Regions from separate parts of the Homo sapiens genome. Here regions 1, 2, 3, 4, 5 and 7 are each linked to region 6. Evidence: chromatin loops called from intact Hi-C (ENCODE). Cell type or tissue: IMR-90. All regions are shown on one strand.

The links. Peaks named below come from ENCODE experiments on the same cell type or tissue, not always from the same donor. Only the 100,000 strongest peaks of a DNase experiment are listed, where the experiment ranks them.
Region 1: a loop joins it to region 6, with 6 times the contacts of the local background. A loop is called at or near these places in 11 of 110 quality-filtered maps.
Region 2: it touches region 6 in a loop (4-fold over the local background); 6 of 110 quality-filtered maps call a loop at or near these places.
Region 3: a loop joins it to region 6, with 2.5 times the contacts of the local background. A loop is called at or near these places in 2 of 110 quality-filtered maps.
Region 4: a loop joins it to region 6, with 13 times the contacts of the local background. A loop is called at or near these places in 48 of 110 quality-filtered maps.
Region 5: a loop joins it to region 6, with 9 times the contacts of the local background. A loop is called at or near these places in 31 of 110 quality-filtered maps.
Region 7: a loop joins it to region 6, with 10 times the contacts of the local background. A loop is called at or near these places in 19 of 110 quality-filtered maps.

What each region holds. Positions count from the first base shown.
Region 1 is chr2:165,872,876-165,876,875 of GRCh38, forward strand. It overlaps TTC21B (tetratricopeptide repeat domain 21B), which reads right to left. Exons shown (of 29, transcript NM_024753.5): 28 at 3,290-3,357; 29 at 487-1,957. The coding sequence ends at 1,880. Among named protein-coding and RNA genes, the nearest start is that of TTC21B-AS1, 59 kb to the right of the region's middle. RefSeq lists an enhancer at 1,679-1,878. In IMR-90, a CTCF peak has its summit at 1,756 (motif pointing left); a DNase peak (open chromatin) is centred at 1,746.
Region 2 is chr2:164,840,498-164,844,497 of GRCh38, forward strand. COBLL1 (cordon-bleu WH2 repeat protein like 1) reads right to left here and starts at 1,326. Exons shown (of 14, transcript NM_001365672.2): 1 at 1,213-1,326; 2 at 659-749. The coding sequence starts at 699. It overlaps LOC101929633 (a long non-coding RNA gene), which reads left to right and starts at 252. Exons shown (of 2, transcript NR_110574.1): 1 at 252-325. RefSeq lists a silencer at 1,300-1,509. In IMR-90, CTCF peaks have their summits at 938 and 1,707; no DNase peak of the experiment used is centred here; H3K4me3 peaks cover 1,909 bases; H3K27ac peaks cover 133 bases; H3K27me3 peaks cover 427 bases.
Region 3 is chr2:164,918,490-164,922,489 of GRCh38, forward strand. All of the region lies in intron 7 of SLC38A11 (solute carrier family 38 member 11), which reads right to left. Among named protein-coding and RNA genes, the nearest start is that of SLC38A11, 35 kb to the right of the region's middle. In IMR-90, no CTCF peak of the experiment used is centred here; a DNase peak (open chromatin) is centred at 2,142; H3K4me3 peaks cover 317 bases; H3K27ac peaks cover 1,475 bases.
Region 4 is chr2:165,292,205-165,296,204 of GRCh38, forward strand. It overlaps SCN2A (sodium voltage-gated channel alpha subunit 2), which reads left to right. Exons shown (of 27, transcript NM_001040142.2): 2 at 3,569-3,886. The coding sequence starts at 3,620. Among named protein-coding and RNA genes, the nearest start is that of SCN2A, 55 kb to the left of the region's middle. RefSeq lists an enhancer at 1,535-1,829. In IMR-90, a CTCF peak has its summit at 1,702 (motif pointing left); a DNase peak (open chromatin) is centred at 1,717; H3K4me3 peaks cover 231 bases.
Region 5 is chr2:165,202,370-165,206,369 of GRCh38, forward strand. It overlaps SCN3A (sodium voltage-gated channel alpha subunit 3), which reads right to left and starts at 1,681. Exons shown (of 28, transcript NM_006922.4): 1 at 1,454-1,681. In IMR-90, a CTCF peak has its summit at 1,792 (motif pointing left); no DNase peak of the experiment used is centred here.
Region 6 is chr2:164,990,929-164,994,928 of GRCh38, forward strand. No RefSeq gene overlaps it. Among named protein-coding and RNA genes, the nearest start is that of SLC38A11, 37 kb to the left of the region's middle. RefSeq lists an enhancer at 3,971-4,000. In IMR-90, a CTCF peak has its summit at 2,101 (motif pointing right); DNase peaks (open chromatin) are centred at 183 and 2,133; H3K27ac peaks cover 1,397 bases.
Region 7 is chr2:164,735,355-164,739,354 of GRCh38, forward strand. All of the region lies in intron 3 of COBLL1 (cordon-bleu WH2 repeat protein like 1), which reads right to left. Among named protein-coding and RNA genes, the nearest start is that of SNORA70F, 50 kb to the left of the region's middle. In IMR-90, a CTCF peak has its summit at 2,441 (motif pointing right); no DNase peak of the experiment used is centred here.

The DNA of each region.
Region 1 (4,000 bases), 880 kb after region 6:
TTAACATATATGAAGTGACTTATAAATTCTATTATTAAACATTCTATGAAATGCCATAAATAAAAGCTAGGTGACAAGGCGGCCAGATTACTTGAGGCCAGAAGTTCGAGACCAGCCTAGCCAACATGGCGAAACCCCATCTCTACTGCAGATACAAAAATTAGCCAGGCGTGGTGGCGTGTGCCTTTAGTCCCAGCTACTCAAGAAGCTGACGCAGGAGAATTGCTTGAACCCAGGAGGTAGAGGTTGCAGTGGGCCAAGATCGCACCACTGCACTCCAGCCTGGGCTACAGAGTAAGACTCTGTCTCAAAGAACAACAACAACAAAAAACCCCACAAAAAACTGTTTTGCTAAGTGAAAAGAAGAATAATTGGAATTTTATAACGTAATTGAAATTAAAGGGATTTTGAAAAATGGGAGAAATGATCAGAAACAAGAGAATGGAGTTCAAAACAAACACAGGACATTTAATAAAAAGCAGCAAATGACTTATAAATACTGTTTATTGTAAATGCAAATAAAATTGAGGACTGTGTTTACTACAATTTTAAGGAAAATTGAAAAAGATGTAGATGAGAAATTAAAAATAATGCTAAGGATTAAGTTTAGATTAGGTTAAATTTAGTGTAAGAGAGTGAAAGCTTCTATGCCAGGGTGCTGTTAAACAGAGCTGGGTAAACCGTTGCCTTCACATGGTGTGCTTTGTGACTCCCTGCTGACCAAAAGTATTTGGTCACCCTTTACCATCAAATGTTACAGTGTCTGAAATTATACCTGCAGACCAAGTCTTCTAGGCTAAGGTTAAATATCCCTAATAAGGGACCTATTTAAATTGAGGTTTCAGGACCTGATTATTTCTTAAGACCACAATGGCCTTGAAAGCAGGAAGAATGAGCTCAAGAAAGGAAAGGGAAACACACACTCTACCCTTTTCTAAAAAAGATTTTTCAATGAAAGTTACATTTTCTGTACTATACCACCACCCATTAACATTACAGAATGCAGGGGGAGCTTACCCTGATTTGCAAAACTTACCACATCTTTTGAGTTCCAAGAGGAATATAAATCATCTATTTATAAAACCTTTATTAAAATATATATTTAAAATATATATATTGTCTTTTTCATGAGTTATTTACAGGGAGATTTATTCCAATTTTTGAAACAACACAGAATACAACAAAAACAGGCTGGGTGCGGTGGCTCATGCCTGTAATCCCAGCACTTTGGGAGGCCGAGGCAGGTGGATCACAAGGTCAAGAGATCAAGCCCCTCCTGGCTAACACGGTGAAATCCCATCTCTACTAAAAATACAAAAAATTAGCCGGGTGTGATGGCACATGCCTTTAGTCCCAGCTACTCGGGAGGCTGAAGCAGGAGAATCGCGTAAACCCAGGAGGCGGAGGTTGCAGTGAGCCAAGATCGTGCCACTGCACTCCAGCCTGGGCGGCAGATCAAGGCTCTGTCTTTAAAAATAAATAAATAAATAAAAGAATATAACAAAAACACTTTAAAAGAGAACAATGCATTTTAAATATATTTCCTGAAATAATATTCCTTAGAAAAGATACAGGGTATTTAATTACCTAGATTTTAACAAAATATTCTTTATAGAAATAATTATAGTCTTTACCACAGAGTCACCAAATCTGTACCCAATCAAAACAGAGTCAAATAGACCAGCTCTCATTCAACTCCATTAGGAAACACCAATTTCACATAGTACTTCTCTTGATGTACAGCAGCAACCTCTGCTGGAGAAAAAAGGGTATACTTCTAATAACAAAGCACTGAGCTCAAACCTGTTTTGAACAGGAAGAACTGAAAGTTAGATTTCTTTCATTTCCTGTTAAACCAACACCTAAGTTAAAATTATTTTCAAGGTCTTAAAGACGCACGGGCCTTATCAAGTATATCCTTTCTGATTTTTGGATAAGTTGGATGTGCTTCAAGAACCTGCAAAACAAATAAAGAACCCATAAAAACTTGTAACTAATAATCAAAAACTACGGAGTTACAAAACTTATAAGAAATGAGCATTACAGTTAAGATTTCCTTGTACTAATACTACAACAGCTATAACACTTTTTAATGGTGGCATTTTAAATGTAACATGATGACTCCTTTATATTAATGGTAGTTAGATGAGAACAATAGAATGTAAATATCAAATGCAGAAAATATAACAAACAACTGCTTACCTAATAGATGAATTGTATAAAACAATTATGTATCAATGATTTAAAATATTTTTGTAATTTAGCTTTTCATTCATAATATCTGATAAACCCTTAGAGAGTGACTTTTATACAGCAGCACACATTAGCTTTACCTGAAATGATCTTGAGACATACGTATTTCTAGTTCTACTGAGTCTAAGAGTGGGGAGATGCTAGTTTTTTTTTTTAACTCCAAAAATGATCCTAATATATAGCCTTACATTAACACACAACCCTAACCTGACTGAAATACTGCTTTACAGAGACTCAGTAATCAACAGCAATTACTAAGGCCAAGTATTTACTGTAATGATGCTAACAGATTGCTGTGTGGGATAAGGGGCATTACAAAATTCTTTTCTAATGAACTTTTCTTGGAGGTCCTTACAATGTTTAATAGAATGTCTTATATGGAATATCAATGGGACAATGTATATATAAAGAGACTCTACAAATTCTAAAACTGTAATTTAAATATTTGTCATTTTAGTAGGTGATCATTTACTAGGGGATGAATTACAGAATGCAATTGAATGACTTCTAATAGAATTCCTTTTTATCTCTAATTGATCAGTCTGAATTCTCTAATAACCAGATTCAGACACATTCACAAGAACTTCTAATCAGAATAATGATCTGGAGAATCTATACTGTCTTCAAATATCTTCTAACTTAAAGACTACATTTTATTTAACATGTTTCTCCCACTGGTCTTTGTCTTTTTTTTTTTTTAAAGTAAAAGTCTCTTTTACTCCACCTCTTTAATCCTACTCCTTTCCATACATGTAAATATTTTATGGTTTATTGTTTAATATGTACTCTTCAGTGGTCTTTGTCTTTAAATTGACATAAACATTTTATTATTTGATCTCAAAGTAAAAACATGTTTTTTATTTAGGTGAACATCATTTTCTAAATTTCGAACACTGATAATCTCCCTAAACATACTGATAAATCATTTAACTAAAATAATGTATCCTCTATTTCTATTCACATACATCTGGAGATTTAAAAAAGTAGGAAATTGTGCATCTGAAAAATTTTAAGAAATCTAAATTTAAGTGTTTACCTGGTGACATATGTCAATTGAATCCACATATCTTTTTGCTTTTAAGTAATTAAATGCCAGTTTGTATCCTGTTAAGACAAAAACCATAAAACAGAATGATGGAGTACACTGCTACTATTACTTTTCCTTGCCTCCTCCTCTCTTTGCTTACTCACTAGAGAATGGTAAGGGAGGCTGGTGAATGAACAACCAAACTACGCTATACAGAGAAGTTGTGTGATAATAGAAGACAGAGTGACACAAAAGAAGTGTAAGAAGAAAAGAAAGTGGAGTTGGAAAAAAGGACCACAGTGAATACATTGATAGGTTAGAAAGCTGCCATCCCACAAGTGTGGTTTCTATAACTTACTAGAAAAGTCTCATTTATTTCAGGTTATAGTAAAAACTCATCATAGGGCAGTAAATGACAACACAGCCATTCATTTATACAGTACAGATTTATTTAGCACTTACACAGGCAAACTGATGCCTACAGTTATGAGGTTTGCATTCTATTAGGAGAAAAAGTACATTTTAAAATAATTGCATGAGTAAATAATTTCAAAACTGAGATAAATGTTATGAAAGAAAGATCCAGGCCAAGTGAGTTACCATAAAGAACCTGAAGGGTATCAAGAGATGTCTGAAATCTGAAGAATGAGGCATAAACTAGGCTAGGGTGGGAATCAAGGACACTCTCAGACAGAGGAAACTGCATGGATTAAGGCCAGT
Region 2 (4,000 bases), 150 kb before region 6:
TATTAACTCACCATGTGACAGCCCCCTTCCTCTCTTCTCAAACATGTGAGGATAAAAAGAAAAGTAGAGTTGTTTGCAATCTGATTTGCGCTGGGTTTTGGAACCAGCAATTGGCCACAGGCACACACACCCCCAATCAGAGGCGCGCACCCCGCTCGCTCCCGGAACTGTCATGCGGGCTGACAGCTGGCACACCCTCCTGTCGCCCTCCACCCGCCTGCAGAAAGCCCACTCCCTACAGTCACCTTGACATTGCTCACCTGCCTGGGCCTCAGCCCATGACCAAGGAAACTTTTGCCCTCCCTCCCCAGGAGCTCACTTACAGGTATCGTCCACCGCTCCCCCAGAGCCCAAACAAGGGTCCCTTTGTTACAATTTTTGCTCCCGGACTCCTCACCCAATTCCTGGCATTCAGCTGGCCTGTAGCAACCCAGGGCAGCCCCGGTAGGAAGGCAACCAAAAACGACCCGAGCCCTCCGCCCGGGCGGCCTCCGAGAAGGCCGGGAGGAAGCAGCCTCCCCGGCCGCGTGGAGGACAGTCAGTGAGTCAGGCCGCCGGCAGGGCAGCGAGTTGCCAGCCAGGTGAAACGGCCGAGGCCTCGCTGTCCTCGCCGGCCTCGCCCTCCCCGGTGAGAGGCGGCGCGGCGCTCTGGGCTTACCTGGCTGGGGCGTCCTGCGGGCGCGGGGTTCGGCCGTCCATCGCCCTGCGGGGCGCTGCGCGGGCTCCAGCTCCCAGGCGGCGCGTCACTGCTGGGGTGGGAGAGGCCGGCGGGTCAGGGCGGGACGCGCGCCTTCCCGAGGCCGGAGCGAAGCTGGCTGAGCGTCAAGAGCCCGCCCGAGCCGCTCCAGCCCCGGCCGGCCCGCCTCCCGGGTGCGCTTCCACCTGCGGGCCCCGGCTCCCAGCCCGCGGGCGCCGCCGCCGTCTCTACAAGGTCTAGCGGGCGCCCAGAGCACGGCGGAGGAGGCGGTGGCGCTGCAGCCCCCGCCCCGTGGGGTTTACTGGGTAGCCATTTGGCGCCTCTCGGAGGGAGAGGAGCCGCCGGGGCTGGAAAAGGAGGAGGAGCGGGGCCGGGCGCACGGGCACCGCTGCCACGCCGGCAGCGCACTCCCAGGCTCCTCCGGCCGAGTTTGCACAAACAAAACGCCCTAGGAAAACTTTTCCCGAAGAGAAGTTGGGAGGGCTGATCTCTCTTTTCCCACCCAAGGCTCCTACGTTCTTTTCCAAAGGAGACAGTAGCTCGCCTGTTCTCCCTCGCGGCTTCCTCTCCTACTCTTCCCTTCCCCGGCCCGCGCTCTTGCCGCTCGGCTCTCAAGCCAGGACTTGAATGGAGAAGCGGCAACCCCTGCGAGGCTCAGCCCAGCGCGGGCAGGGCCGACTCAGCACCTCCCCTGTCCCGCGGGCGGGGTGCGGGCGCTGGCTGGGCGCTGGGGGCCTCGCTGGAGCCCGCTCTCTCACTCACCCTGCCCCATTTCCCTGCCCGGAGTCCGGGAGCTCGCCGCCGCCTCTGCAGCACGGCCGCACATAAGTGGGGACCAGCTCGGCGGCATTGGAGCGAGGGAAGCAGCGAGCCGGAGAGAGGAACGGGGCGGGGGTGGGCCGGGAGCAAGTTGGAATTTCCTTCCCCCAGGGCTTCGGGTCTTTGGGGTCCGGCTGGGGAAGCTGAACCGAAAGAAAGCTCCCAGACGAGGTGTTCCCATTCCCACCGCTAGGCTGCGCTTCGGGAAGGCTGGTGCGCCTGAACCGGACAGGTGCGGGGGAAGGGAGGTTACCTGCCTTGCCAGGATCCGCGGGGAGGATTGGGGCCTCCGCGGAATGCGGTCAGAAACTCGCAGAGTGGGGCCTGCAGCTTGCCCCCCCTAGAGTCCGACCCTCGACGTCCAGGATCGTTTTTTTAAATTTGTGTTTTTAACTTGACCTTTAAGATTGCCATTCTTTTAAAAGCGCACCTGTGACACAGATCTTTCTAATTGGTGGCAGGTTTAAGCTTGCCCTGTCTTCAGAGGCATTTTTTGTAAAAGCCTATAACAGCTCTGACATGAGAACTGGACAACAGTATGTCTAATGACAGTCTATAAACTAAGAATTAAGTAATAGATTGTATTCACTTATTGGAACTTTTACAAGGGTAAAGGAATCAGACACAGCTGTGTGCTTGTTTGTACGTTTTAGTATCCACGTGCATGCCCTTTAGATGATTCTTTACACCTGACAGACAGGTACTAGGTTGGTGCAAAAGTAACTGCGGTTTTTGCCATTTTTTTTTTTTTTAAAAAGTAATGACAAAACCGCAATTACTTTTGCACCACCCTAATATATTTACATATTTTATATTTTTCATAAGCGCCAATTGTTTTAAGATGCGCGCCATTCTGATGGGCCCAAAAATGTGTTTTCAGAAAACAACGTGACATTAAGAAATGAATTTAAAATTAGAGTTTTAAAAACATATTTGGATTAAACTGATGGAGAGATCTTACAGGAAGGAACATCCTGCAGGGGACTTCTGTTGTAGCACTAACATCAAGTAATAAACCTGTGTTAGCCACTGATAGAATAACATTTGGCAGGTATTACAATTAAATTGATATTAATGCTCCTTTAGTTGGTTATCCATTGCAGCAACAAAAAAAGATTGCTGAACTAAATGCCTAGCAATGTGCCATTTGTCTACCACACGCAGGCATTGGTATTTATTTCTTTCAGTGCATAATGTCCTTTCAGTGCATCTTAAATATGAAAAGAAAAAAACACATGGCTCATTTGGATTACAATACTGGAACCATATTAGAAAAAGTTGCTTTTAGAGATTTTAACTAAGAGTAAAGCAATTTATTTAAATACCTCTGGGTTTTAGTCTTTAAACAATAACTCTGTTTAAACAATTTCATGAATCATTTATGCTTCTGAATACAGAGCTGTGCAAGCTTTTACAGTTGCTTGCACAGACAATGATGCAAATATTGAGTAACAGTGAAACTACTTGAAAGTCCATAACTTTCAATCACAAGACAAGATTAAATCTTTAATTAGTTTCAGCCTTAATTTATGACATACTAGTAATATTATGGACCCTAATACCAGTAAGATTAGGCTAATCTTAGTCATAAAACATTCATAACATTTCGTAACCACTGAAGGCATTTTCAGTGCTTACCACTTTTTGCTGTCCTCCTTCTGGTCCTAGGGAGAACTATATGCTCCACCCCATGGAAATTAGGTATGACCCTGTGACTTTGATAAGTGGAAATGTGAACAGACATGAAATGCTTTATTTCCTGGTGAAATTACTGCCAGTGTTTGAGTCTCTATGTTCCCTTCCTTTGCTACTGCAATCATGAAAGCATGTATTAAAATGAAGGTGACACAAGACTGGAATGCTAAACTATTACCCAGAGCACAGCTGCCCTGGAGAGTCCCAGGACCTACAACAGAATCCACATAAGCAAGAAATAAGCTCATGTTGGGCAAAACCACTTAAGAGCACCACCAAGCTTGGTGGTCTTCACATAATGGTACTAAGCTATCCTCACTGTAGCCAGTGATTAGCAAAATAATAATCACAGATTTGCTATAAATCTTTTTTTTTTTTTTTTTTTTTTTTTTGGAGAAGGAGTCTTGTTCCTGTTGCCCAGGCTGGAGTGCAGTGATGCGATCTCGGCTCACTGCAACCTCCATCTCTGGGGTTCAAGTGATTCTCCTGCCTCAGCCTCCCGAGTAGCTGGGATTACAGGTGACCACCACCACGCCTGGCTAATTTTTATATTTTTAGTAGAGACAAGGTTTCACCATGTTGGCCAGGCTGGTCTCGAACTCCTGGCCTCAGGTGATCTGCCCACCACAGCCTCCCAAAGTGCTGGAATTACAGGCATAAGCCACCATGCCTGGCTGCTATAAATCTTTTCACATAACAGGAGAAAACTGCTGTTTTCCAATCTTTCTAGTTATGCAGAGCTGTTTCAAAATTGCCCACGTTTCCAAGATTGCGCTCAATTTCCCCGTT
Region 3 (4,000 bases), 72 kb before region 6:
GGATAAGGAATGTCCACCAAATCCTATAGCAAATGGCATATTTAAAAGTGAAAAGTTAGAAATACTCTACTTAAGGGATGAAACCAGATAGGATGTTCAATATCACTGCATCCTGAATATATTATTGATATTCCTAGCTGATTCAATAAAATAAGTGATGTGTAATCATTGAAAAGATTGTGTAAATTATTTGTACACAACATAATTACACATATGGAAAATTTATGCATATGGAAAATAAGAGTATTCAGCAAGGTTACTGGATACAAGTTCAATACACAGAAAACATCAAGTGGGCTGATGTACACAAACAATGACCAATTAAAATGTTTTTTTAAGTGGCAGTGACAACAAAAACACTAAATACTTTAAAAGATGTGCATGATTTTAACGTCATGTTAAACTTTTATTGAAAGACACAAATAAATGGAGAAATATACCATATCCATACACACAAATGGGAAGACTCAATATCATATAAACATCAATTTACCCCAAATTAATTTTTAAATTCAAATAATAAAATACAGAAAAAAAGAAATCAAAGAATAAAATACAATATTGAGGCTGGGCATGATGGTTCACGCCTGAAATCCCTGCACTTTGGGAGGCCGAGGCAGAAGGATTGCTTTGAGTTCAAGACTGGCCTGGGCAACACAGGGAGATCCAGGCTCTACAAAAAATAAAAACATTAGCCAGGCATGATGGTGTGTGCCTATACACCCAACTACTCGAGAAGCTGTGATGGGAGAATCACTTGAGCTTGGAAGGTTGAGGCTGCAGTGAGCCATGATCACCCCATTGCACTCTAGCTTGGTCAATAGAGTACGACCCTGCCTCAAAATGAATAAAATAAAATAAATAAAATATTGAAGGAGGAAAAGAAATTTAAAACTCAAAAAAACCCCATAATATTAAAGTTATAATAAAGATAAACAATAAAATCAATGGAAGGTAAATATAAAACATCCATATGATAAAATTATTTATATACACATTTAAAAATACAAAGGTAAGCTAAAAGCTGGAAGATGACATTGGTCATGCATACACAGTTGTCCCTTGGTATGTGGGAGGGATTGGTTCCAGGACCCTCCATTGGATATCAAAAGCCATGGATGCTCAAGTCCCTGATATAAAATGGTTTAATACTTGCATATAACTTAAGCACATACTTTTATATAATTTAAATTATCTCTAGATTGCTTACAATATCTAATACAATGTAAATTCTATATAAATAGTAGTCATACTGTATTTTAAAATTTGTATCATTATTGTCATATTGTTATTTTTAATTTTTTTCCAATATTTCTGTCCACAGTTGGTTGTGTCTGCACATGCAGAAGCTGTGAATACAGAGGGCCATGATCAAGAAATAGTATACAGTATATACACAGTACTCCCCCCTTATCTATAGGGTGTATGTTCCAAGATATAACCTTGCAAGGTATTCTATTTACAGCCTAGTGTACGCCCCCTGCCCAAATGAAATAACTTCCATAGACCAGGCGTGGTGCTCACGTCCGTAATCCCAGCACTTTGAGAGACTGAGGGAGGTGGGTCACAAGGTCAGGAGTTCGAGATCAGCCTGACCAACATGGTGAAACCCCGTCTGTACTAAAAATACAAAAATTAGCCGGGTGTGGTGGCGTGGGCCTGTAATCCCAGCTACTCAAGAGACTGAGGCAGGAGAATCACTTGAACCTGGGGGGTGGAGGTTGCAGTGAGCAGAGATTGTGCCCCACTGCACTCCACTCCAGCCTGGGTGACAGAGCAAGACTCCGTTAAAAAAAAAAAAAAAAAGAAAGGAAGGAAGAAAGAAATAACTTTCCTAAGGCAGAAAATATATTTTAAATAAAATGTTTGAATTTTAACTTAAACCCCCATGCAAATTAATAATCAAAAGTTAAACTTGGACACCCAATTAAACATGTGTAGATGGGCCACATAAGTTTATCTTTTCTTTTTTCTAAGACCCCACTAAAATGCTACTAAAGAAATTTAAAAGAGGAATAAATTCATGAGGGAGAGGATAGTGGGAGAAGAGATATCCGAGGAGAAGACACTCTATGAAAACGAAACTGGATACTTCTGTGATGACTATTGAGAGTAGAAGATGTTGCAACCATGTAGAGGGAGCTCATGATGAGAAAGAGGTGATTCACTTTACAAAACCCCTGTGTGTGCAGGACTCAGAGATACCAGAAAGCTACCGAGAATGCTCCAACAAAAGGAGAAAGGAAAGAAAACGGAAGATCTGGGATCATGGATAGAGGGTATACAACACAAAAAGGAGGTAAAAGGAAGTCCTAGGATGATCATGGGGGAGCAAAGTGAGAAAGCAATCTGTCTAGAATGGAGGGCAGAGCTGAAGGCTCTGGGATGGATGTGTTCAGGAAAAATAATAAAATTATAGATTATATGTTTGAGCATCTGGAAAAGAAGTAACAAAAATGATCAAATTCAAAAGCTAAACTGGACATCCAGATAAACACAAAACTGAAATCAAGTGGTAATTGTAGAGAAAAAAAAAAGGAAAAGTGTACAAGAAGAGAAACATAAACTTAATTTTAAAAGTTGTGGTATTCTCCATGTATTTAAGAAGAGGAAAGATAGCTTGAGAGAGCTAAATCTTCATCTACTGTAAGAGAAGATAACAGTGAGACACCAAAAAAGGCACTTAGACTCATATTACTTAGAAATAGAGATGTGAATGCCAAGAGATAAGGCTTAAAGGGTTGAAATAAAAAAGGTTTTGGTAGGAGGCTACTCTATTTCATTAAAAGCCATTTGTAATCTTTGATTTCATAAAATCAAGTTAATAAATTTTATTTTATTTTACTTTATTTTATTTGTGAGACAGGGTCTCACTGTAACCCCAGGCAGTGGTGTGATCATAGCTCACTGCAGCCTCAAACTCCTGGCCTCAAGAGGTCCTCCAGCCTCTGCCTCCCAAGTAAGCTGGACTATAGGTACATGCCACCACACTTGGCTATATTTTTAATTTTTTTTTTTTTTGTAGAGGTGGGGGTCTTGCTATGTTGTCTAGGCTGGTCTTGAACCACTGGTCTAAGGGATCCTCCTGCTTTGGCCTCCCACAGTGCTGAGATTACAAGTGTGATCCACCTCACCTGGCCTGTGAATGTATTCTTTTGAGAAAAATAAACACGTTGAATAAATGCACATAAAAGTAACATTGAAAAGAAGCAGTATTCCTTACAATACCTTAGGAAGCTTTAAAAAGATCTAGGCAAATAATGGTTACTGTAAAATTTAGATCATTTTAACAGCAATGATTCGTGTTTCAAAATATTTTAGTACTACCAAAAATAGGGACTGGCTTATAGCAGTTTGTAGCCTTAGAACAGCAAACACTTTTACAATTAATTACTTCCCTTACCCTGGAAAATCTAAACAAATGCTTCATTATATATTTTTAATAAATCGTTTGTGTTTATGGGGGTTGTGGTTGGAGATGGAGAGCTTTGGGGAGTTAAATTCATTTTGTAATATTGTCTCAGTTTGGATTCTTGCATTCTGAAATTTTATCCTGGTTTGAAAGACAAACTCTTATCTTTATAACAGGTGAATAACAATAAGGCAATGTAGAAGAAAGCAAGTCCCATCAAAGGGAGCTCCAGTCTCTATAGACTGATAAAAAGGAGCCTCAGAACTTAAACCTCTGGATCAGGAGAATCAAAAAACATCATGCCTCTCTATGATACCCGCCCAAACTCTTTCAGCTAAACAGAAGCACTTTCAAATATACAATTCCGGCAGAGTCTGCATTTTTGTTGTAAGAGCCTCATGTTTTTAGTCAGACACATCCGGGAGTTGAGTGCTTTGGATGACACAAAACAAAGGCTCCATGTTGCCTGTCACACCACAAGCTATTAATGACAAGCAGATCTGACCTCTTCCCCCAGCTCCTGCATCCACTGAAGGCTCTGTCACTTCCTCACTCTCAGCTCACTTGTATTCTGATTCTGTTCTATAG
Region 4 (4,000 bases), 300 kb after region 6:
TCAATTAGTTTGAGACATCTTTTTCTCTTACAATCAAAAGTTATCTGCTAAAGTGACTAAAATATTATTTTGGGCTACATCTTCCCCTTGCTCATTTCCAACAAACACATTTTCTTCTTTTCTCCAAATCCTTTATTTTAGATTCAGTGGGTACCTGTGCAGGTTTGTTATGATGGTATATTGCATGATGCCAAAGTTTGAGGGCACGATTGAACCCACCACCCAGGTAGCAAGCATAGTACCCAATAGGTAGTTTTTCAACACTTGCTTCCCCCACCCTATACCCACTTATAGTCCACGGTGTCTCTTGTTCCCATGTTTATGTCCATGTGTACCCAATGTTTAGCTCCCACTTATAAGTGAGAAGATGTGGTATTTTGTTTTCTGTTTTTGCCCAACAAATACATTTTCCAATGAAAATGATGAAGCCAGAAAGTATGAAATACATTGATTTAACAATTAGAACTGTTCTAATTATAATTGATACCGGTGCCTGTTTTCTTTTTATGATTGAGTAATGATCACAGATTTTTGCTATCAGATTTTGAGTTTGAATCCTGCCTGTATGATCTTAGGAGACTTTTCCTAATCTCAGTGTATGTCCTTACTTCAGTTTGCAAATAAGGATAATGAAAGCACTTATCCAATAGGGTTGTGTGGAGGATGAAATAATACAGGGCAAATGTCTTAGCCAAGTGACTGGCACTTAGTAAGTCCTCAAATCTTCACTATGATATTAATTGAAAGCCTAGCATTCACAATCTCACTGGTTTATCAGTTCTTTTTTCTGGTTGCTTTTTAGTGACTTAAATCAGAGATAAATAAGATTGGTGTCTCACTGGGTTAATATTTTTTCTGGAGAGAGTTAACTTGTGTGGCACAGGCCATCTCTTTATTGAATTAGCAAAGAACTACATTGGATTTAAGATTATCTGGGGCTGAGGCTAATATCAAATCCTACTCTATGTTTGTAGTTCCTTGGCTACAAGCCTACATACGGTAATTGCTGTTTAATATGAATTTTTATTTTTAACCCTTACATATAGTAAGGGTTAATTGCTATTTAATATGAGTTTTTATTTTTAACCCTTCCCTATTTACGTCATGCTTTGCTTAAGGACCAAGATATATTCTGAGAAATGTGTCATTAGGTGATTTTTGTCATTGTGTGTACCTCATAGAGTGTACGTAAAACCTAGATGGTAGAGCCTATTACACAACTAGGTTACATGGTATAGCCTATTGTTCCTAGGCTACAAACCTATACTGGATGTTACTGTACTGAATACTACAGGCAATTGTAATGCAATGGTATTTGTGTATCTAAACACGTCTAAACATAGACAAGGTACAGTAAAAAATATGGTATTATAATCTTATGCGACCACTGTCATATATGTGATCTGTCATTGACCAAAAATGCCATTAAGCAGTGCACTACTGTACTTTCTCTTTACTTTAAATTTGAATTCTTTATATGGGTTGAATGACTTTCTGACATAGCAAATAAAAAGCATGAGGAGAAGCATTATCTGTTAACAAAATTAACACTTAAAATCAACAAAGTTTTAATGTTTCGTTCCAAGAAAAGCCTGTGGAAGATCAGTTCCACAACTGAGAGCTTTGGGCTGCTTCAGACATATGTCTGTGTGTACGCTGTGAAGGTGTTTCTCTTCACAGTTCCCCGCCCTCTAGTGGTAGTTACAATAATGCCATTTTGTAGTCCCTGTACAGGAAATGCCTCTTCTTACTTCAGTTACCAGAATCCTTTTACAGGAAGTTAGGTGTGGTCTTTGAAGGAGAATTAAAAAAAAAAAAAAAAAAAAAAAAAAAAGATTTTTTTTTTTTTAAAGCATGATGGAATTTTAGCTGCAGTCTTCTTGGTGCCAGCTTATCAATCCCAAACTCTGGGTGTAAAAGATTCTACAGGGGTAATGTTTTATTATTCTTATTATGCTTATTCTCTGTGATGCTTCTCTACCTTTACAGTAGTAGAATCCTTGGGGAAATCTGCAGAGGGACCACTTTCATTTTGAAGCTGCTGGCTGCATGTTTTAGCATGTCTCTTCTATTAGAGAATCCAGGCATGGCAGTTTCCTCCCCCAGTGTGCAAGGACCATCTTCATGCCTATGTCTGTCGCTAGGCATGAGGGTCTCTAGGAATGGGTGAAAAAAATGAGGGATGTTTTGGAGGCACTATAATACTGGGGAGGGCAGTCTGCTAGCTGGTAGCTGAAAGGTCCTGGTTTACTTCAACATTTTTTTTAAATAAAACTGTGCAGTAGTTTTTGTTATTTTAGGTTTCCCTCTGTTTTATCTGGTGTATGCTGCAGAAGTGAACTGCATAACACATTTCACTCTTAGAAAATGCATTTCATATATTTAAATGACAACTCTGACTCCTATAGTATGGGGGTGAAATAGATTGATTTTTTGAAAAGATGGAAAAAATAGATTAAGTGTCATTTAGGAGTCAAGATGTTGATTGTATTGTTTCAAATAGCATAGAAACTCCTGCCACTGGTTCAGAGGTAACATTTGGAATGACTGATGTGCTCTTTTGAGTTATCTACTTTAGTCTGGTGAAATATGATTTGAATACCAGTAAAAATCTATTTAGGTTATTGCAAAGACTCATATAATAAGAGTTTGCTTGAAAAGATAAACTATCGTAAACTTATTATTTTTTCTCAAGTCCAAATTCTGATATGGACACTAAGACTGTGATGCTACGTTTTTATGAAATGGGCATAATTTGAGGAAATTGGCTATCTCTACAGTATTTCCTAAGGTACTGCAAATGTGTTAATTTAAGAAGCAATTACACTAGCTAGCAGCAGGTTGCTAAGCCAGGGGGTCCGAGCTACAGACCTCTGATGTGGATGACTTCCTGCCCGGTTTGGCAGGAGCTGGGTCCCTTCCTGTGCAGCTTCCGAGCAGTTCCAAACACAACCAGGCATCTTCTGCTCCTTCCCACTCCCTTTCTTTCAAGCAGGATCTACCTATGTTTCCATAGCCTGGCATTTTAGGATTTCCAGAGATTTTTACCCAGTGAATTGACTTGGAATAAACTCTTAAATGTGATAAAGTGAGCCAAAGGGCACGTGCAAAGACTTGGAGAGATATGTGCAAGATCCTCAGCTCAGGTTCTACAATTTAATATGATGTTTCATCTCTTGTTTTGGATCTCTGCTATTTTTTCAGAAAGAATGCTGAAAAAGATGGCTGCCAAAATATTCACACAAGTGAAACAGCAGGCACAAACCAGTATCCTCCATTTCTGAGCTCTGAATTGCATATTTTCCCACAAGTAGCACAATCACTTAAAACATTTTGGGAGTGGGAGATTAGATTACCTCATAGACACCTACTGAATGTGAGAGATAGATCTCCATGTGAGCAAATGGATGCACATATGAGATTCCCTGAATACCAAATACAGCTTTCTTTGAAAATATTATAGCTATCTGAGTTTCTATGCTGTATCTCAGTGCTCAGTGTCATGTAACTGACACAATCACCTTTTATTCTAATGGTCATTGCTTTTTTTCCCTCCCTGTTTCTGTAGCACTTTCTTATGCAAGGAGCTAAACAGTGATTAAAGGAGCAGGATGAAAAGATGGCACAGTCAGTGCTGGTACCGCCAGGACCTGACAGCTTCCGCTTCTTTACCAGGGAATCCCTTGCTGCTATTGAACAACGCATTGCAGAAGAGAAAGCTAAGAGACCCAAACAGGAACGCAAGGATGAGGATGATGAAAATGGCCCAAAGCCAAACAGTGACTTGGAAGCAGGAAAATCTCTTCCATTTATTTATGGAGACATTCCTCCAGAGATGGTGTCAGTGCCCCTGGAGGATCTGGACCCCTACTATATCAATAAGAAAGTGAGTTCTTAGTCAAGTTGCCTTCACTGCCTATTTACTAATTGGTTCTGGGCTAGTCCCAGGGATGATGGTGAAGAAGGCTGGCCTCCTTCCCTCTGTCTAAAGTATCACTAA
Region 5 (4,000 bases), 210 kb after region 6:
GCTCTGATGCTTACTCAGAACAAAGTTACTCACATTTAGTCACCTGTAGAGAAGCATGGTGTGTACAATACACTCAAGTTAATTAACAGCCATTTCTGGGAACCCTGTCCAAAGAAATAGTTTTCTTTATCTCCTATGGTAGGAATTCTTCTGAAATAGACAAGACCCAGGGCTCTCCTCTCAGGCAACCACTATTTTGAAATGTTTTTGGGGGGACTATTATTGCTACTCAATGTAAAATATTAAGTGAGATGTCAATATTTTTCAACATATCATTAGGAATTACAGTTTGGAGGCCTTAAGTTCTATTTTTGAAGCCCTTTTAGCCAGTACTGACTGGAAGCCCTGTTGAAATCAGAAGTCTTCATTTCATATAGGGCACACTCTATTTGGAGTGAATGTGATGAAATGTTTCCATGCAAATTCCTACAAGCACTTATGCCTTTATCTTTGTCCTCATAAGCCACATTATACTACCTGTTGTGTATTTTAAAACCCTGTATGATTTTTAAAACTTATCTTTCAATTAATATGTATAGATTTTCTGTCAATAATTTCTTATTCTAATTATGTGGTGGCTAACTGAATGAAACATTTATGGTTATGATATAGAATATTCTAAATACAACTACAGACAATATGGATCATAGATAAAGTAAATTATTGTTTTATGGCTCCAGTGGTTCTTCCTGGTAATTAATAAAAATAAACAGTTATTAAATATATACAGAAAAACAGCAATCTATCAAGCTTATAGAACAATTAAGAATATATAATAATCTTTAAATCAATAAATTAAAAGGTAAACATTTAATATAAAATGAATATATTAAAGGATAAAGAAGTAGCATATTATGGAACATATAGAGATTATTTTATTTTTTGAAGGTTCAACCTCTTTTAAATGGTTAGTATTGGTGTTCTTTTCTCTATGAAAACAGATTTTAGAGAAAAATGATAGTGTATTTCACAAAGCCAAACACCTCTATATTGTTATCACTCCCTATATGCATGGCCTCTCTAAAGCTGTTAAATAAAAAACTAAAGCACAAGAATGATAGTTCCAATTTCACTATACATTTATGTTTAAAAAATACTGGACACACTGGGCATTTAAATAGATGACATACAGCCAGGAAACTCATTAGACTAGCTTTAAGTATAATAAAAAATATTTTTTCTGAATACAATTAATCATAAGCATCTACAAAAACACAAGACCATTGATGCCTAGTATGTACCATAAATCACCATTTCCAGACAGGCTCTATTTTCTTTGAAAGATAAAGAAATAGTAAGCAGTTTACACATCAAACGATGCCTTTGGTTCCTGTAATTTACATTTAAACAACACTGGGTTAAAAATAGCAGCATGAAGATGATTTTAAAGTAAGGAAAATGACCTGGTAGCTAGGTTCTATGGTGCAGATAATGAAATGTTTTGTCAGCTTACCTGATAAAACAGAGCCTTATGAATTACAGCATAACAAAGCCCAGCATCCAAGATGGTTAGGGTATAACGTGTCTTCCTCTGCAGCTGTTCAGCTTTTTTTTTTTTTTTTTTTTTTGACCACAGAGGTTTACAAATTAGTTACAATTTTTTTTCTTTCTTTCTCTGTGGATAAGAAAACAAAGAGACCTTTCCAGAATCCTCTCTGCTTATGCCTCCGCTTCCTGTTCTGAGATTCACTCTATGGTACCCAACATATATCAGAAAACAGCTTTGAGGAAAAAAAAAAAGAAAGAAAAAAAGGCCGATCGCACTCAAAGTGGTACCGCCATCTACTGGCGGACACACACAAAATTGAGCCAAAGAAAAAACATTCCCATTATCCTCTGTCACAGGGAGGAAAGTAAACCTGCATGAAGCATGGGTAGTCATGAAAGTGCCCCAAGATGACAGTAGAGAGGTGATGTGAGCTAAAATTTCCCAACACACTAAAAAAATGTAACTTATCTACTACATATAAATATGTATGAGACCTTTTACATATTCAGTTATTTGCATCTCACTAATTTTTTTAAAAAATTTTATCACTTTGTTGTTTTGCATGATTGTTTCACACATAAACTACTAAAATTAAAAGATATATAAATTACTGTTTGAAAAATAGGTTTTAAGTTTACATTACCCTTTACGTGTAGAGTTTTGCGAAAGCTCCCTTGTGGCCTGCTCTAGTCTTTTGAAAACCTTTTCTCTTCCTGGGATGAATTATTTTCAAGGTGAGGAATTTGACTCCTTAGAGAACAGTGTAAACACATACTCACTGATAGTATTTTTGTGTTGCTTTCTGGTAAAACATTTGCAAGAAATATCTAAATGTAGAAAAAGATTCTATACATCAGTGAACCTAGCTAATATTATTTATTAGGATATTGAAGCACACAATACATAAAGAAAATAAAAATAATCCATCAGTTATTAAGATATTTCTCAATCCAGATGTATGTTATTGTTTCATCTGACCTTTCATATCTACTTTAGAGCAAACAACTATGATTTTATTACAGTTTATCATCAATTAAATAAATACATTCATATTGACAAACCAACTGTATGGATGGACAAAAATGATGTCAAGTATTATATTAGACTTGAAAAGACACAGAGAGAAACACACAGTGCCTGCCATAAAGGAGCTCATACAAAGAAGAAAAACAAATATAGCTGATACCATATTTCCCAGCCATGTGTTCAAGAACTGTTAATTACATACTTCGTTTTCAATTGTGGCCCCCATTTTGTCTAATGGCAGAAAAATAAATCTAGTCAGTTCCAGGTAAACTAAATTACTTGAGGCTTTTCCCAATGATTTTGGGTTTGCATTCAACCAATACATGATTTTCCTCTTCTATCTCTCCTTCTCATGGAGACTGATCTAAGTTCAGGATTGTGTACATATATAGAGAAAGCAGAGTATGATCCCGTTCCCCCTTTCTCCACATGGGCATCCACTGAGGCCAGGAGTCCTGCATGATCCATGACCATCATTATCCCTCATATCTACTAACGTACCCACAGGCCCACTGGGCCCCGGGAATAGCATCCCTCCAGCTTTGCATGGCAGCATCCCCTCTTTGTCACTTCTTCCTCTAAGGAAACTTTTGTTCCTGTCCTTTAGGAGGAGAGAAGAAAAAGCAGCATGTTCCCAGGGTCACTCTTGGCTGTAATTGGCTGACTTAAGCCTTCCTCCCTGCCCCAGGCGCCTCACACAGCCATCTCTGTTCTGCTGTTTGTAAACCATGGGATGTAATGCACTCTGCAGGCTTCAGGCAAGCGAGGCACAATCTCTGCCACACTAGAATAGTGTAAATAGATGGAAACTTCTCATCTTTTCATCTTTTTAGCTAATCCTAGATTGGCAAACTATGTAAGGAGCCCTTATCAGAGACTCCTTTCCTTCTTCATAACTTCCTTCACAGACTCAAAAGAGTTTTTGCTTGGGTCTCTTCTTTCTGTACCAAAGGTAAGCTGGAGCCACTTGTTTTCCCTTGAAATCTTTTTGTCTTATGTCTAATGTATCAGTTTACTAGGGCTGCTGTAACAAACTGCCATCCTGAGGGGCTTAGACACAGAAATCATTTTTTTCACAATTCTGGCTACTCAGAGGCCAGAATCAAGTTGTCAGCATGATCATGCTTCCTCTGAAACCTGCAGGGGAAGGATACTTTCTTGCTTCTCTTAGCTTTTAGTAGCCCCAGATGTTCCTTGGTTTGTGGCAGCATAACTCCAGTCTCTGTCTCTGTCTTTACATGGTGCACTCCCTGCATCACTGTCTTTACGTACTCCTCCCTCTGTGCATGCCTCTGTGTCAAATTTTCTCCTCTTTATAAGGACACCAGTCACTTTGGTTTAGGGTCCGCCCTCATAACCTAATTTTAACCTGATTATCTCTGTAAATACCCTATTTCAAAATAAGGGCATATTCTGAATTACTCAGAATTAGAACTTTTTGAGAGGAGGCACAATTCAACCCCTAACACAAGAATTTAAATATAA
Region 6 (4,000 bases):
AAAAAAGAAAAAAAAAAGTTGGGTATGGTGGCACATACCCATAGTCCCAGCTACTTGGGAGGCTGAGATGGCAGGATTGCTGGAGCCCAGGAATTTGAGGCTGCAGTGAGTCATGATCACACCACTGCACTGCAGCCTGAGCAACAGAGCAAGACTCTGTCTCAAAAAATAAATAAATCAATGAAAGAAATAAAAGTTGCTTGGATTCTTACTAACTTGTGATTAGTCCTGGGAGGAAAATCAGAAGACTGTTCCAGGAACAGGCAATTGAGGATGTCAGAAAAGTCAGATGTTGGCAAGATGTCAAAGAGAATAAGAACTGAGAGAAGACCATGATGTTCAGCAAGGGGGGCCACTAGAGCTCCATAAGAGAGAGGCCTGGGTATTGTGGTCAGAGGAAGTCAAGGAATTAGTAAATGCTAAAGAAAGTGGGACAGGTCTCAAGCATCCTTTAGAGAAGTTTGGCAATTAGAAGCATGTGTGTGTGTGTGTGTGTGTGTGTGTGTGTGTGCCACTGTTCATTTTTACCTCTCATCTCCTATCTCATCCAATACCTAATATTCTCTAGGGAAATGGAATCCTGGCTGAAAGGCAGGCTTGTCCTTCAGCTGTCACAGTGCCCAAGAAGTGCACAGAAGGGAGTCCTTTTTTTTTTTTTTTAAATTTATGCTGTGGTTCTGGGAGCCAGAGATAGAGAAAAAAAAAGTTGTCCTGGAGTCTGTTGCATTGTGACTGAATCAAGTTATCCATAAAAGGACTCAAAAGAGGAGTCTGGGTTCACAGCTTAAAGGAATGAGGCTAAACAGCAGAAAGGCTCAAGCAACCACTGGTGGAGGGGAACAAGTAAGAACTTGTCTGGAGAAGTTTGGAGCCAAGTATAAATACCCACTGCTGACATTCACACATTCCCAGCTTGCTTGTCCAAGGGCAAGCAGGAGTCATTCAGAGCCTGAACTTAATAGGCATCTAATATTGCTATGTGTTGTTATATCTCAACCACCACCAACACCACCACTCCCAGCTAGCACTCACAGAGCACCTGACCTGGGAACAGTGCCTGAATCAGAAACAGAAACTTCTAGACTGATGTGGTTCAGTGGTGCTTACATAGGCTATTGTTTACTACATCTGCACCAACCTTTCAGGAAGCATTTGGCTTGTACATTTAGCTCTGTGGCCCACTGAAGAGAATTTCCTGTGGGCAGTGGGGTGAGGAACCCTGCCTTAATCTGCTTCTCAGGTATTCTTCTCCCTTGCTTTTATGTGTCAGAATCTGTATAATCCTTGTAGGGCCTATCCAGGAGTAGGCAGAGCCAGAGTGCCCATTCCTGATGTCCACAAAGTACAGCAATGCACCCAGGCTTGATTTGGAGCCACTCTTGCCTTCCTGACTGTTTTCAAAGATATGTTGCATGGCCTCTGAGCCAGTGCAACAAGACTTGCAGGCATTGGTATTTGCATAACAAATAGTAATTTTTTTTTGCTTAAATAAGGGAAATAGGGAATATTTATCATAGCTATACATTTATTCATTTAATTCCTATTTATTTATTCATTCATTTATTCAAACATTTCTTAAGCATGCACCACGTGTCATGCCTATCTTAGAGGCCACAAAGGTTCTAAAACTATTACGTGCCGACAGAAAAAGAGACCCATATACATGTAGCATTATGTCTTATTGGAATTCAGAGCAGGAAGAGAACACATCTGGCTGGGGGCAGGATGAGGAAGGACCTGATAAATTTTCTATTGAACAATTACTCTAAGTGTGCTTTCTTTAGATGGTAAGGATTAGACCAGGATTCAAGATTACTGGATTTTGAGTCAAAGTTTGAACTCCTTGGGGGAAAATCTGCATATATGCAGAGTCATGGTGGTAATTACAGTATTAAGCCCCATTTTGGAACACTTTGATCTGATCTGATTTAAAATTTTATTTCCTGAAAGGTTTACTCACGTCATATTAAGGTACTCTAGTCTTTTTATTTGCAAACTCATTTAAAATCTAAATACTGCTCTCTGCTTTGGACTTGGCTGCTTTTCAATAACAGGAAGGAATACTGTTTTCATCAGTTTTGTATATCCGCCACGAGAGGGCAGCATTTTACTTCTTTTAAGATTTAACGCTGTTCTACAAAATGCTGAGCTGTGCCTGGAGGGCTTTGTGATGTGGAAAATCTTCAGAAATGTTCAGTGAAACCCAGCATCCTCTGATTCATCTTTAAAGAGGAGAAAAAAATATTCTACGTGACTCTATTACCAATCTTTGGGCAGAGAACCAAATAATTTGGCCAGGCTCTCAATCTTTGTGGTTGAAAAGTTATCAGGAAATTTAAAATGTAAATTCATAGTTACAGAGCCACTAGTGAAAATTTGCTTTTTAATGAACTTTTTTTTTGGTCTATATTTTCACCCTCTGGGGTGGGGGCTCTTTTAAATGCGCCTGTTTAACCATACTGCATCCAGAAATGTATACATATCACAAACCTGTTGGTAATGACACCAATGCAAGCTCCGTTTCCCTTCCAGTCATCTGTGGACCACACCTACACCAGCGCTTCCTTCTGCGCATCCTATGGCACCTGTCTACTTCCTGTTTTGGGAATCCCCACAGAGGCTAGCACAGTGCTGAACTTGTAAAAAGTACGCAATAAATGATCCTCTTCCTGAACGACATTGGATGATAATAAAATCTCTTGTGAGAGAGAGGTGAGACGGGGGAGGGGAGAGAGACAGAGACAGAGTCAGAGCCAGAGAGAGATCAAAAGGGAAAAGCGGGCAGCAGCAGGGAGGCAGGCTTGAGGAGTCCCTGTCTGATTTACGTGGGGGCCACAAATTGGTTTGATCAGGTGTGAAGTTTACACGGCGCCGGGAAGGCTGGTTGCCCCACCCTAATCTTATGCAAATGGGCTTTCCACTTGCTCAGCGCCATCTTGTCTACTCCTTACTGTACATGTGGCTGGCAAAGAGAAGGGAAGATAGAGCTCTCGTTTTGAACACGTAGTTCTGTGTCCGGAACTGGTGGGTTCTTGGTCTCACTGACTTCAAGAATGAAGCTGCGGACCCTCGCGGTGAGTGTTACAGCTCTTAAGGTGGCGCGTCTGGAGTTTGTTCCTTCTGATGTTCGGATGTGTTCTTGAGTTTCTTCCTTCTGGTAGGTTCGTGGTCTCGCTGGCTCAGGAGTGAAGCTGCAGACCTTCGCGGTGAGTGTTACAGCTCATAAAAGCAGTGTGGACCCAAAGAGTGAGCAGTAGCAAGATTTATTGCAAAAAGCGAAAGAACAAAGCTTCCACAGTGTGGAAGGGGACCCGAACGGGTTGCCACTGCCGAGTGGTCTGTTTTGACAGGGCGCTGATTGGTGCGTTTACAATCCCTGAGCTAGACACAAAGGTTCTCCACCTCCCCACCAGATTAGTTAGATACAGAGTGTGGACACAAAGGTTCTCCAAGGCCCCACCAGAGTAGCTAGATACAGAGTGTGGATTGGTGCATTCACAAACCCTGAGCTAGACACAGGGTGCTGATTGGTGTGTTTACAAACCTTGAGCTAGATACAGAGTGCCGATTGGTGTGTTTACAATCCCTGAGCTAGACAAAGTTTCTCCAAGGCCCCACCAGAGTAGCTAGATAGAGAGTGTCGATTCGTGTATTCACAAACCCTGAGCTAGACACAGGGTGCTGATTGGTGTATTTACAATCCCTGAGCTAGACATAAAGGTTCTCCACGTCCCCACCAGACTCAGGAGCCCAGCTGGCTTCACCCAGTGGATCCCGCACGGGGGCTGCAGGTGGAGCTGCCTGCCAGTCCCGCACCATGGGCCCGCACTCCTCAGCCCTTGGGTGGTCGATGGGACTGGGCGCCGTGGAGCAGGGTGTGGCGTTCGTCGGGGAGGCTCGGGCCGCACATGAGCCCATGGAGGGGGTGGGAGGCTCAGGCATGGCAAGCTGCAGGTCCCGAGCCCTGCCCCGTGGGAAGGCAGCTAAGACCCGGTGAGAA
Region 7 (4,000 bases), 260 kb before region 6:
TTTGCCTAAGCCATACCATCTTTACACAAAGGTGAGACATAAACATTAAATAGGGTTAAGATCTTTTCCAAAAATAGACTCAGACTAGTTTGAATGCTTTAAATATTTAATTGAAGCCTCAGCATTCAGCACTGTAACACAGGAAAGCTGACCCTGACCACAAGATTTTGAGGTTGGGAATTACTGACTGTCTAGCTTTACCATAAAGGAGTCATAACACTACAAAAGTAGGACATTAACTTTTAAGCAGGTCGTGCTTCCAATGGAGCTGCCGCTGGGGTTAACTAGTCACAAAGTGCACCCACAGGAAATAAAATAATCGCTTGAATAGAGCTCAGAATTATCCACCTGGATGCCAAACTACTTCTGCCAAAGATAACAATTCTGGTTGGATAATCATCCCCTAGTTGATGCACCTGAAGGCAGTTGGCTAATGGGTTTGACCACAGGATCACCACAGAAAAGATGCCTGTCTTCCTGTTTCCTAAGGCAGGAGCACACGTGAGCAGTCCATCTAAAACCTGAGGCAAATCATTAAAAGTGGAAAAGGATTGGATGAACATTATAATCACTCCTCTATATTATTACACCACATTGAATTTTGGGTTATTTTATTACTCAGCAGAGTCTGCTTTGCATTAACATTATTTACAGAATTTTTTCTCTTGTAAGATAATATAATAATTTTCTAGAGGGCTGATTTTTTTTTAAGACTCTAAAAGCTCTTCTTTGAAATGAAGAAATCCCTATGAGATTTCCCACTTCTTTCAGAAATAAATAACAATTCCCTGGATTAGTTTCATATCTGTACCTTGTAAGTGCACACCAACAACCCAATTACACATACCAGTAATAGTACAGAAATTTTAAAACATTCTCTATTGCTGCTGATGTTTATCAATCTTATGCTAACCCATGTAGTTCAGTAATGAGTTCAGGAATGAAGCAGTGCTCTCTCTGTGTGTGCAAGAAATGAAATGTACCAGGTACACGAAACAAATAGACCCATTCTCAAAATTGAGAATGCTTATTATGCTATAAGAAATATTTTGAAGAAAATAACACATGAAATTAAGATTTGAAGATAAATAGTAATAGGTCAGATTACTAAGCTGATAAGTTCTTAACATACTAAAAATAGATATTACTAAATGTAAAAAGCCCCACAATTTTTAGAAAGTCACCACTTTGGACTCTATCTGGTTGTTTATCTTAGGTGTTATACTCAGAGCTAATTATAAATAATTACCATCATAAAAATTGTGATTTAAGAACACACCTACTAAACACACATACATGCCCCTTATAAAAACAAAAATACTACAAATATATCTCACTATAATTGGGGCAATTTGAATATAGACAAAGGATAACATTTTATTGACATGAAAGATGGAAATCATTAACTGAAAAAAAGCAGGTTACAAATAGCACGTACAATATAATACCATATTGTTGTAAAAAAGAAGTGCACATATAGATGGGTGTACATATATGTGCATGCCTAAGAATAAAAGGCTAGACACTGCAATGTTAGAAGTTGCAATCTGCCTGCTTAATGAAATTGCATTTACAATTTTTTGGCTTATCTGTATTTTCCAACTTTCTAAAACATCTAACTATTGCACTTGTAATCACAAAAATTTAAAAACTAAAATTAGTGCTGAGCACGGTGGCTCACATCTGTAATCCCAGCACTTTGGGAGGCCAAGGCAGGACAATCACTTGAGCCCAGAGTTTGAGGCTGCAGTGAGCTATGATTACACCACTGCACTCCAGCCTGGGCAATGGAGTGAGACCCTGTCTCTAGAAAAATTTAAAAATTAAATTAAGTTAAAAAACTGAAATTAAAAAGGGTCATTATTATAAGGTGTAGACGCCAGGAAAGCAAAGGGAAGAGGGTGGCCCTGCCAGGAACAATGTTCTGAGGACATTTGTGAATACTTTGTCACCCCTTTCCCAACCAGGGGAGCAGGCAGGTGACAGAGGCTGACATTCTCCTGGGCTCAGAGCCATGGGGGACATGGGAGGGCAATGACAGAACCTAGATGACAGGATGATTAAAAACTCAAATAGTACCGATTAAAAACTCAAGTAGTACTGTTATGTCTAGGTACTTGCACAGTTAAAATGCCAACTTTTGTTTTAGGCAATTACAGCAGAATAAGGATCTAAACCAAAATTTAAGCATCTTATATAGTTAAACATGGTTTGTACCACCCTATAGATTTTTGACAGTTAAAAAAAAATTACCCTGCTATAAACATATATTTATCACACATTTGTCATCACTGGACACTTCTCAATAAATATAAATATGACGTGAACTTCAGAAATTTTTCTAGATCCATACTGTTGTTACTCTCGTTTTTTCAGCAAAAATCCCACACCGATCCCTTTATCTTGTCATTTTTCATAGTCTACTTTTTCCCAATAGGTGGCGCTGTAATCCATGTAAAATGCTCCCGAGTTCCTCAGCGGACCAACCCTATGCCAGGCAAAACCGCGGGCTTAGGCTCAACTCTGCTGTAAACTGGTGCTATGGGACAGGTAAATCAGGCTGAAAAGCATGTGCGACATGTCTCTGGGTTATTTTATGTGAAAAGCCCAGAGAGGTGAGGTGACTTGCTTGAGATCACACAGCAAGTCTAGAACAAACTGTAACTTCTAGTTGGGACTTCTAGCTTGGAGTTCTGTGCTTTCTTTGTGTTTTCAATTATGACATCTCACATGTGCTCCAATCAAAACAAATTCCTATTTGTGGTAAGGGCGTAAAAGAAATATCTTCCTCTGTTATAAATGGTGCTTATTTCTTCCTCCCTCTTGTAGGAAAGTGTGATAGCATGCCATTGAATGCTCTCTCAACAGGCTAAGAAGGATTCGTGTCAATCTTTTCAGATTTCCCAAAATGAACATTTTGCTTTAAAAGTTTAGCCTGGAGAAAGGGAAAAGAGGAAAAAGGAACTAATACTTATTCAATGAGGAATAATTACCTATGAAGCTGATACCCGACTATAAGATGAAGACCATATACAGATCATATACAAATGTACCCACATATTTCCTTATTCTATGTGGTTTCTATATCTGTTTAGTCTATAAGCTCACTTTCATTAAAAATTAACTTTTCCCAAGTACTAGCAGACACCACTGCTTATGCTGTTGTGAAGTATAGCATTTTCTGAGAAGAAGAGCCACGAGTTCTGTAACAGTAGTCCTTTAATGTTCATTTCTAGAAAGGCAAGGAACTGCTTTGACTGGTGAAAAAGATGTTTATCGATTATATACATGATACACAGACACACAGAAACAGGTTGAGTATCCCTCATCCAACATTCTTAAGGCATGAAGTGTTTTACATTTCACATTTTTTTTCAGATTTTGAAGTATTTGCATTACACGAGTTGAGCATCTCTAATCTGGAAATCCAAAATTTGAAATGCTCCAATAAACATTTCCTTTGAGCATCATATTCACACTCAAAAAGTTTTGGAATTTGAAGCATTTGAGATTTTGGATTTGGTATACACAGTCTATACACAGACGCACACATTTATATATGTGTGCAAACATATATACATACATACACATAGACATACACACACATACATCTATACTACACTGTATCTTATATATAAATTAAATATTTTAATTCCTCCTTCTTTCAGTCCAACCATCCATGATATTAGGATATGCAGAAATGCCCAAGAGTTTTCAGGTTAGCATGGCAACCCCCGCCCAATGTAAGCAGAGCCTCACAAAGGCAAGATAGTAGAGACATGGTGACTTTTGGTCATTAAAGAGATGGCATCACTAAGTTCTGGTACCAAAAATAGTTGAGCTGGCAGATGGCTACCAACCTAATTCAGGATAATAAGTTTCTCCCTGAGCATAAAGTCTGTGACCACCGCCAACCCCACTGTGTTTCCTAATCTGAACAAGCTCTTTGGTGAAAATCAATGTACAAACAAGTGCGTTCTTCTGAAGATACCACTGTGCA